2 separate regions of the Homo sapiens genome follow, and region 2 is linked to region 1. The links are chromatin contacts, found by Hi-C or POLR2A ChIA-PET in ENCODE. All regions are on one chromosome and are shown on one strand. Each heading gives the region's core, a stretch centred on a gene start or an enhancer-like site at or near the end of the contact. The rest is flanking DNA. Distances are from core to core; before and after follow the strand shown. Region 1 overlaps DNAH2 (dynein axonemal heavy chain 2). Region 2 overlaps DNAH2 (dynein axonemal heavy chain 2).

Region 1 (3,874 bases), core at 977-3,476:
TGATTGAAACACCATTTATAAAAATTACTTTATTTTTATAAATCTATCCCCAATGGTTTGAGATACATCCTCTGCCATATAATAAATTCCAGATGAATTAAAAGAGTTAAACCTGAGAAACACAAAGCATTAGAGGAAAGAATGAAGAGGATGTATTTGTAACTTTGGGATAGGAAAGGTCTTCCTAAACAAGGCACAAAGGCAAAAACCATACAGAAAGAAAGTTATACTTCTGGCTACCTCAAAATAAAATCTTTTGTATAACAAAAGACATAAGGCGGGACGGGCACGGTGGCTCATGCCTGTAATCCCAGCACTTTGGGAGGCCAAGGCGAGCGGATCACTTGAGGCCAGGAGTTCAAGACCATCTTGGGCAACATGGCAAAACCCCATCTCTACTAAAAATACAAAAATTAGCAGAGCATGGTGGCAGGTGCCTGTAATCCCAGCTACTTGGGAGGCTGAGGCACAAGAATTGCTTGAACCCGCGAGGTGAAGGTTACAGTGAGCCGAGATCACAGCACTGCACCCCAGCCAGGGCAACAGAGTGAGACTTTGTCTCCCCCACAAAAAAAGGAAAAAAAAAGACATAAGACTTAGTCATGATAGACAACTCCCTTTCAGAGAGAGGGAGGCCCCAGGGCAGGGGTCAGAGAACAAGAAGCCAGCAAGGCTGGATGACCCGAGACAGTGCAAGAAGCAGAGGACAGTGGCAGGCTTGGTGTCTGCGCCACATGTTCGCTGAGCACTATTTGCAATAGCTAAGATGTGGAATCACCCTAAGTGTCCATCAAGCGATGAATGGAGGATGAAAATGTGGTGTATATATACAAAGAAATACTCTTCAGCCTCAGGAAAGAAGAAAATCCTGTCATTTGCAACAACATGGAAGAACCTGGAGGACATTATGCTAAGCGAAATAAGCCAGGCGAAGAAAGACAAACACCGCATGATCGCACTCATATGTCATATGTAAAGTCTGAACAGGTTGAACTCACAGAAGCAGAGTCGAGTGCTGGTTACCAGGGGCTGGGGGTGGTAGGTGGAAAGTTCGGGAGGTGTTGGTCAAAGGACACAAAATTTCAGTTAGACAAGAGGGATGATCTCCTGTACATCACGGCAACAATGGTTAATAACAATCTATTGTATACTTGAAAATCACTGAGAGTAGCTTTTCAGTACTCTCACTACAAAAAATAGGTATGTGAGGTAATGCATATGATAATTAGCTCAATTTAGCCATTCTACAATGTGTACATATTTCAAAACATTATGCTGTACACCAAAGTGTATGCAATTTTCATGCGTCCATCAAAATTAAATGTTAAAAAGAGGAAAGAGAAAAAGACATACATTTGTGGACAGAGGGGAAGAGAGGGCTGTGAACACTGCGGAGAGGAGAATGGGAGGGACCAAGTGGTGGCGCAGGCCAGCGGGGCAGAGTGGACACCCCGGAGCAGAGGAGAAGCCTCACCTCTCTCTAAGGGCAGGGTTCCGCAGGTCTGAGATGAGAGGCATGGTCCTCTTGAACTGCTCTATTTTTGAGCGAGTGGTTTCAATAATTTCCCAGTTTCGGTCCTGAGCAAAAGTTGGGGGCATGAGAAGACCCGACGACCTCCCTGGGAACAGACCCAGATCCTCCACCAGCTTCTCTTCCGCCTCCCCGCCGTTTCTCCCCACCTTATACTCTTTGGCTAATTTTGTGAGGCGACGAAACAGCCCGTGGGCCGTGGTCTCCATGGTTTCCGTCTGCAGGATCAGGAACCGGCCAGTCTTCCACTCATTCCAGTTCTCCTCCCAGTCTCGTGCGATCTCCCAGATTTGCTGGAGGGCATCGAGCTCCTACAGGGCAGAAAGGCGCGTTGCATGAAGTGGCACCTGCCCTCTTCCTCCCTGACGGACGCCCAGGCCCTTCGCTGCTCTCGCTCTGTGAAGCTTCCCCTCTAGATAATACAGCGGCCTCCTCAGTCCACATATTTTTCTCCACTCTGTTGCCTTAAGAGCTTATCAAGGAACAAGCACATGAAAAAATCCTCAATGTCATGAGTCATTAGGGAAATGCAAATCAAAACCTCAGTGGGATGCCACTTCACACCCGCTAGGATGGCTAGAACCAAAAAAAAAAAAAAAAAGGTAAATAAGTGTTGGCACGGAGATATGGAGAAATAGGGAGACTTGTACACTGCTAGTGGGAATGTGAAACGGTGCAGCTGCTGTGGAAAATGGCTTGGCAGCTCCTCAAAAAGTTAAACATAGAGTTTCCATATGATCTAGCAATTCCACCCCTAGGCTTACACTCACAAGAATAGGGAACAGGTGTTCAGACAAATACAAGTACACGCGTGTTCATGGCAGCACTACTCCCTTTAGCTAAAAGGTGGAAACAACCCAAATGTCCATCAACTGGTGAATGGTAAACAAAATGTGGTAAACTCATGCGATATTCAAATATGAATATTCAGCCATTTAAAAAAGTACTGATCCATGCCACACCATGGATGAACCTTGAAGACATTATGCTAAGCGAAAGAAGCCAGATTAAAAAGGCCACGTATTATCATACAAATGGTTCCATTTGTATGAAGTGTCCAGAATAGGGGAATCATACACATGGAAAACAGGCTCATAACAGACTGGGGCGGGGGACGGGGGACTGGGGCGGGGGACGGGGGATGCACGTGACTGCTAATGGGCAGAGTTTCCTTTAGGGTAATAAAAATGTTTGGGAATTAGATAGATGTGGTATGAATTACTAAACGTCACGAATTGTTTACTTCAAAATGGTTAATTTTGGCAGGGCGTGGTGGCTCACACCTGTAATCCTAGCACTTTGGGAGGTCGAGCCAGGTGGATCACCTGAGGTCAGGAGTTCGAGACCAGTCTGGACAATATGGTGAAACCCCATCTCTATACTAAAAATATAAAAATTAGCCATGCATAGTGGTGGATGCTTGTAATCCCAGCTACTCGGGAGTGTGAGGCATGAGAATCGCTTGAACCCGGGAGGCAGAGGTTATAGTGAGCCGAGATTGTGCCACTGCACTCCAGCCTGGGTGAGAGAGCAAGACTCTATCTCAAAAAAAAAAAAAAAAAAAAAAAAAGGATTAATTTTGTTGTATGAATTTTACCTCAACTGAAACAAACAAAAGCTCCTTGTGAGCTCCTCTCCCTTCCCACTGCCTTTGTGGGCGCTAAGGACCCATTCTCCTGTCCCTGCCCCTTATCGACAGTGACCACAGGGTCCTTGCTCAGCACACCACCTTCTCCAGGTTCTGAAGGTCCTTGGAGGGTGGCTGCTCGATCTTGAAGATGCCCAGGTTGGCTCGGAGACTATTTTCCTCTTCCCGCATGGCCATCAGCATGGCCCGCACTTGTGTAATCTGGTCTAAGGCAGACATGTATCCCACGTTGCTGGTGAAATGGCCTGTGGAGGATTCAGGATGAAGCTCAGCTTCCCGCTCACGTCTGGCAAGGACAGCCATGGCTCTCCTATCTCTTTGTGGGCAAATCTCACCTCTCTCCTCACGTGAGAGAGGGAAGGGAAGGAGAGTAAGAGGGAACGCGTTGAAAGAATAACGGTTAATCTTAGCAAAAACTCCTAAATGTGGCTTGAGAGTCAGGAACAGATGGAATATGGAAGTCGGGATAAGAAAAGTAGAAATGCGGGCCGGGCGCGGTGGCTCACACCTGTAATTCCAGTACTTTGGGAGGCCGAGGCAGGCAGATCACAAGGTCAAGAGATCAAGACCATCCTCGCCAACATGGTAAAACCCTGTCTGTACTAAAAATACAAAAATTAGCCGGGTGTGGTGGCATGTGCCTGTAGTCCCAGCTACTCGGGGAGGCTGAGGCAGGAGAATCGTTTGAACCTGGG
Region 2 (3,632 bases), core at 179-2,678, 37 kb before region 1:
TCATGCGGTCTCCTTTCTACTAGGCCCTGTGCTCTTGAGGGTAAGAACAATGCCTCATCCATCCCTATCTTTCTGAGTGTCTGCTGCACAGCCGACGATCAATAAACACTGGGTGAGTGGAAGTCATTGATTTCATTGTCTCTAGCTTACCTAGCTGCCTCTTGGCCTCTGCCCATGTGGGCTCGTTGCCTCGAAGAATCATAACTGCCTGCATCACTATCTCCACTTGGGCTGGGGGCCGTCCATAAGACTTGATCTCTCCTATATCCTTCTTGTTCAGAGACTCCAGGGCCTGGGGGAAAAGGGGATAAAGTGAGGGTAAGACAGGACCTTCTGGAGACAGAACCTAGCTGAGGTGCCACCTCTTCTTCCCACTTCCCCAGAGTCTTTGAGGACAAAGAAGACTGGCCCATTCCCTTCCCCGGGGCCTCGCGTTCCTGGCTCCCATCCTTGCACCCGCCCCTGGTACCCGCATGGCCTCTTCCAGGGCGGGCAGTGCCTCTTCTAGATCTTTCTGGGCATTGTCAGCCAGTGCCTGACACTTGATTTCCTCAACTGCAATCTTTTCACTGTTGGCTGTTACGGCCTAGGGATGAAAAAAGGACAAGGGTTTTTTGTCTTTGCCTTGGGCAAAGGTGGGAGTGACGGTGTTGGTGGAAAAGATGAAAGAGAAAGCTAAAGAATTTTTTTTTTTTTTTGAGATGGAGTCTAGCTCTTTCGCCCAGGCTGGAGTGCAGTGGTGCAATCTCAGTTCACTGCAACCTCCGCCCCCAGGGTTTAAGCGATTCTCCTGCCTCAGCCTCCCGAGTAGCTGGGATTACAGGCACCCGCCACCACGCCCAGCTAATCTTTGTATTTTTAGTAGAGACAGGGTTTCACCATGTTGGCCAAGTTGGTCTCGAACTCCTGACCTCAGGTGATCCTCCTGCCTCAGCCTCCCAAAGTGCTGGGATTACAGGCGTGAGCCACTGCACCCAGTCACTAAAGAAAATTTAAGAAGGGGGGAACATGGGTTCCCTGACGCAGTAGCCGGCACTGGTGGGAGTGGGGCACGGGGGGTGGGCGTGGGCCCTGGACCTTCTGCTGCTCATCTGCCTCCCGCTTCTGCTGCACAATGATGACCAGGTACTCCTCACACTGCTTCTGGAACTCAGCCACCTTCTTCTTGGCATCCTCCAGCTCCAACGACATCACTTGCACCTTTTCCCTAGTTTCGTCGATCTTGAACAAGCCTGTCCGCAGTTTATTGGCTTGGGCCAGCAGCTCCTGCCGTTTTTCTCCCAGCAACCTGGGGGAAAGAATAGGACAGGGTGTGGAGAGGCGGGGCTTCCGGAAAGCGCGGTGTCCTGTAAGGTCCACCTTCCCCGTGTGTCTCGAGTCCGCCTTCCTTTCTGTTGCCACCAACACTACCCCCACCATCCTGGTCGGGATTCTATCACTTCCTGCCTGGGTCATTGCCAACAGCTTCCCAAGGGCTCTTCTTGATTTCAGGCTCTCATTCCTCTGGTTTGTTCTACACACCACTACCAGAATCAGCTTGTTAAACAGTCTCCATCACACCACCTCCCCTACATGAGAATCTTCCTCTGTTTCCCACTGTGGAACAGGCAGGTGGGCTGGCCCAGGGCAGGCAGCCGTCCCTCAGCTCCAGCCTGGTTTTTTTTCCCTATGGGAATGAATGTGGGCCCAGTATTGCAACAATTTATTGCTCTCTCTCTCTCTTTCTTTTTTTGTAGAGATGGCGTCTTGTTATTTTGCCCAGGCTGGTCTCAAACTCCTGACCTCAAGTGATCCTCCCACCTCAGCCTCCCAACGTGCTGGGATTACAGGCATGAGCCACTGCACCTGCCCCACAATTTCTGATTTTTTTTTTTGAGACGGAGTCTCGATCTGTCACCCAGGCTGGAGTGCAATGATGCAATCTCAGCTCACTGCAACCTCCACCTCCCGGGTTCAAATGATTCTCCCGCCTCAGCCTCCCCAGTAGCTGGCATTACAGGCACCCGCCATCATGCCTGGCTAATTTTTGTATTTTTGTAGAGACAGGGTTTCACCATGTTGGCCAGGCTGTTCTTGAACTCCTGACCTCAAGTGATCGGCCCACCTTGGCCTCCCAAAGTGCTGGGATTACAGGCGTGAGTCACCGTGCCCAGCCTTATTTGTATCTTTTAAAATATCCTTTGCAATAAATCAGCAATAGTAGGTGAAGTGTTTCCTGAGTTCTGTGAGCCACTCTAGCAAATTAACTGAACCTGACAAGGGGGTGGTGGGAACCCTTGATTTATAACCGGCCAGGCAGAAACACAGGTAAAACACTGGGCTTTCGGTTAGCATCAGAAGCGGCGGGTGTATTGTGGGACTGAGCCCTCCACCTGTGCGATCTGACTCTAACTCCAGGTAGACCATTTCAGACTTGAGTTATATCATAGGACACCCAGCCAGTGTCCCCTGGAGAACTGCTTGGGTGGGGAAAATCCCCACCACATCTGGTGTCAGAAGTGAAGTACAGCCAGCCTTCCGTATCCACATCCGTGGATTCAACCAACAGAGGATCAAAAATATTTGAAAAAAGTCTGGGCACGGTGGCTCATGCCTGTAATCCCAGCACTTTGGGAGGCCAAGGCCGGAGGATCACCTGAGGTCAGGAGTTCAAGAACAGCCTGGCCAACATGGTGAAACCCTGTCTCTACTAAAAATACAAAAAAAAAAAAAAATAGCTGGGCATGGTGGCGCGTGCCTGTAATCCCAGCTACTAGGTAGGCTGAGGCAGGAGAGTCACTTGAACCCGGGAGGCAGAGGTTGCAGTGAGCCAAGACTGCGCCACTGCACTCCAGCCTGGGCAACAGAGCGAGACTCCGTCTAAAAAAAAAAAAATTGCAAAAAAATTTGCATCTGCACTGAACATGTACAGACTTTTTCTTCTTGTCATTATTCCCTAAACAATACAGTATAACAACTATTTACATAGCATTTACATTGTATTAGGTATTATAACTCATCTAGAGAGGATTCAAAGTATATGGGAGGAACGTGCATAAGTTACATGCAGATACTCCATTCTATATCAGGGACTGGAGCATCTGTGGATTTTGGTATCCGTGGGAGGTCCTGGAACCAATCCCCCACGGATGCTGAGGGACTGTACTGTGTTGAGTGAGAGAGTAGGGAAAACACTTTGCTTTTTCTATCTCATACAGGTAGAAAGTCTAGAAGACATTAAAGGCAGACAGGAAAGGACTGGGTATATTATGGCAATGTTCCAGTTATATTATGGTCAGAAAAAGACAGAGAAACTTCATGCCAGAAAATAAGGGCCAAGAGGGTGTGGAGAGCGGCTGAGGGGGACATAGCCAGAAGGCTCTGGAGACAGCCCCTCCCACGGGAAGCCCCAACTCCCTCTTCCCAACTTCCTGGGCAGAACTGTGGCCTTTGTGTCTCTGCCCTTGCACATCAGCATCATTTCACCCATCGCCCTCAGAAGACACCAGCCTCCCTGGCCCTGCACATCCCCTGCCCCCCTTCATACTTCTTATATCCAGACAGGAGTTCCAGGTATTTGGTGGGTGTGACATAGTTGTGTCTCCGCAGTTCCAACAGCATCTTCTGGGAATACTGAGCTACTGACCAGTGCA

Evidence for each region. A loop is a pair of places that touch in the nucleus more often than their neighbours do. ChIA-PET counts read pairs that join two places held with the same protein, here RNA polymerase II (POLR2A). Pooled maps may share reads with other maps.
Region 2: a loop to region 1 is called in a map of PC-9, with 2.7 times the contacts of the local background. The contact joins two enhancer-like sites. A Hi-C loop is called at or near these places in 8 of 168 maps with a recorded cell type or tissue (CD14-positive monocyte, GM20431, PC-9 and 5 more), 2 of 37 single-sample maps with no recorded cell type and 3 of 50 pooled maps. POLR2A ChIA-PET finds 5 or more read pairs at or near these places in 7 of 52 experiments (AG04449, CD4-positive, alpha-beta T cell, PC-9 and 4 more).

The regions. Positions count from the first base shown.
Region 1 is chr17:7,765,868-7,769,741 of GRCh38, reverse strand. It overlaps DNAH2 (dynein axonemal heavy chain 2), which reads right to left. Exons shown (of 86, transcript NM_020877.5): 22 at 3,261-3,424; 23 at 1,681-1,842; 24 at 1,475-1,578. Among named protein-coding and RNA genes, the nearest start is that of DNAH2, 50 kb to the right of the region's middle. Within about 2 kb of position 2,226, at least 2 of the 41 ENCODE cell types and tissues checked have a DNase peak (open chromatin) inside an H3K27ac peak, as active enhancers do.
Region 2 is chr17:7,801,912-7,805,543 of GRCh38, reverse strand. It overlaps DNAH2 (dynein axonemal heavy chain 2), which reads right to left. Exons shown (of 86, transcript NM_020877.5): 58 at 3,527-3,632; 59 at 1,078-1,288; 60 at 470-586; 61 at 151-292. Among named protein-coding and RNA genes, the nearest start is that of KDM6B, 30 kb to the left of the region's middle. Within about 2 kb of position 1,428, at least 3 of the 41 ENCODE cell types and tissues checked have a DNase peak (open chromatin) inside an H3K27ac peak, as active enhancers do.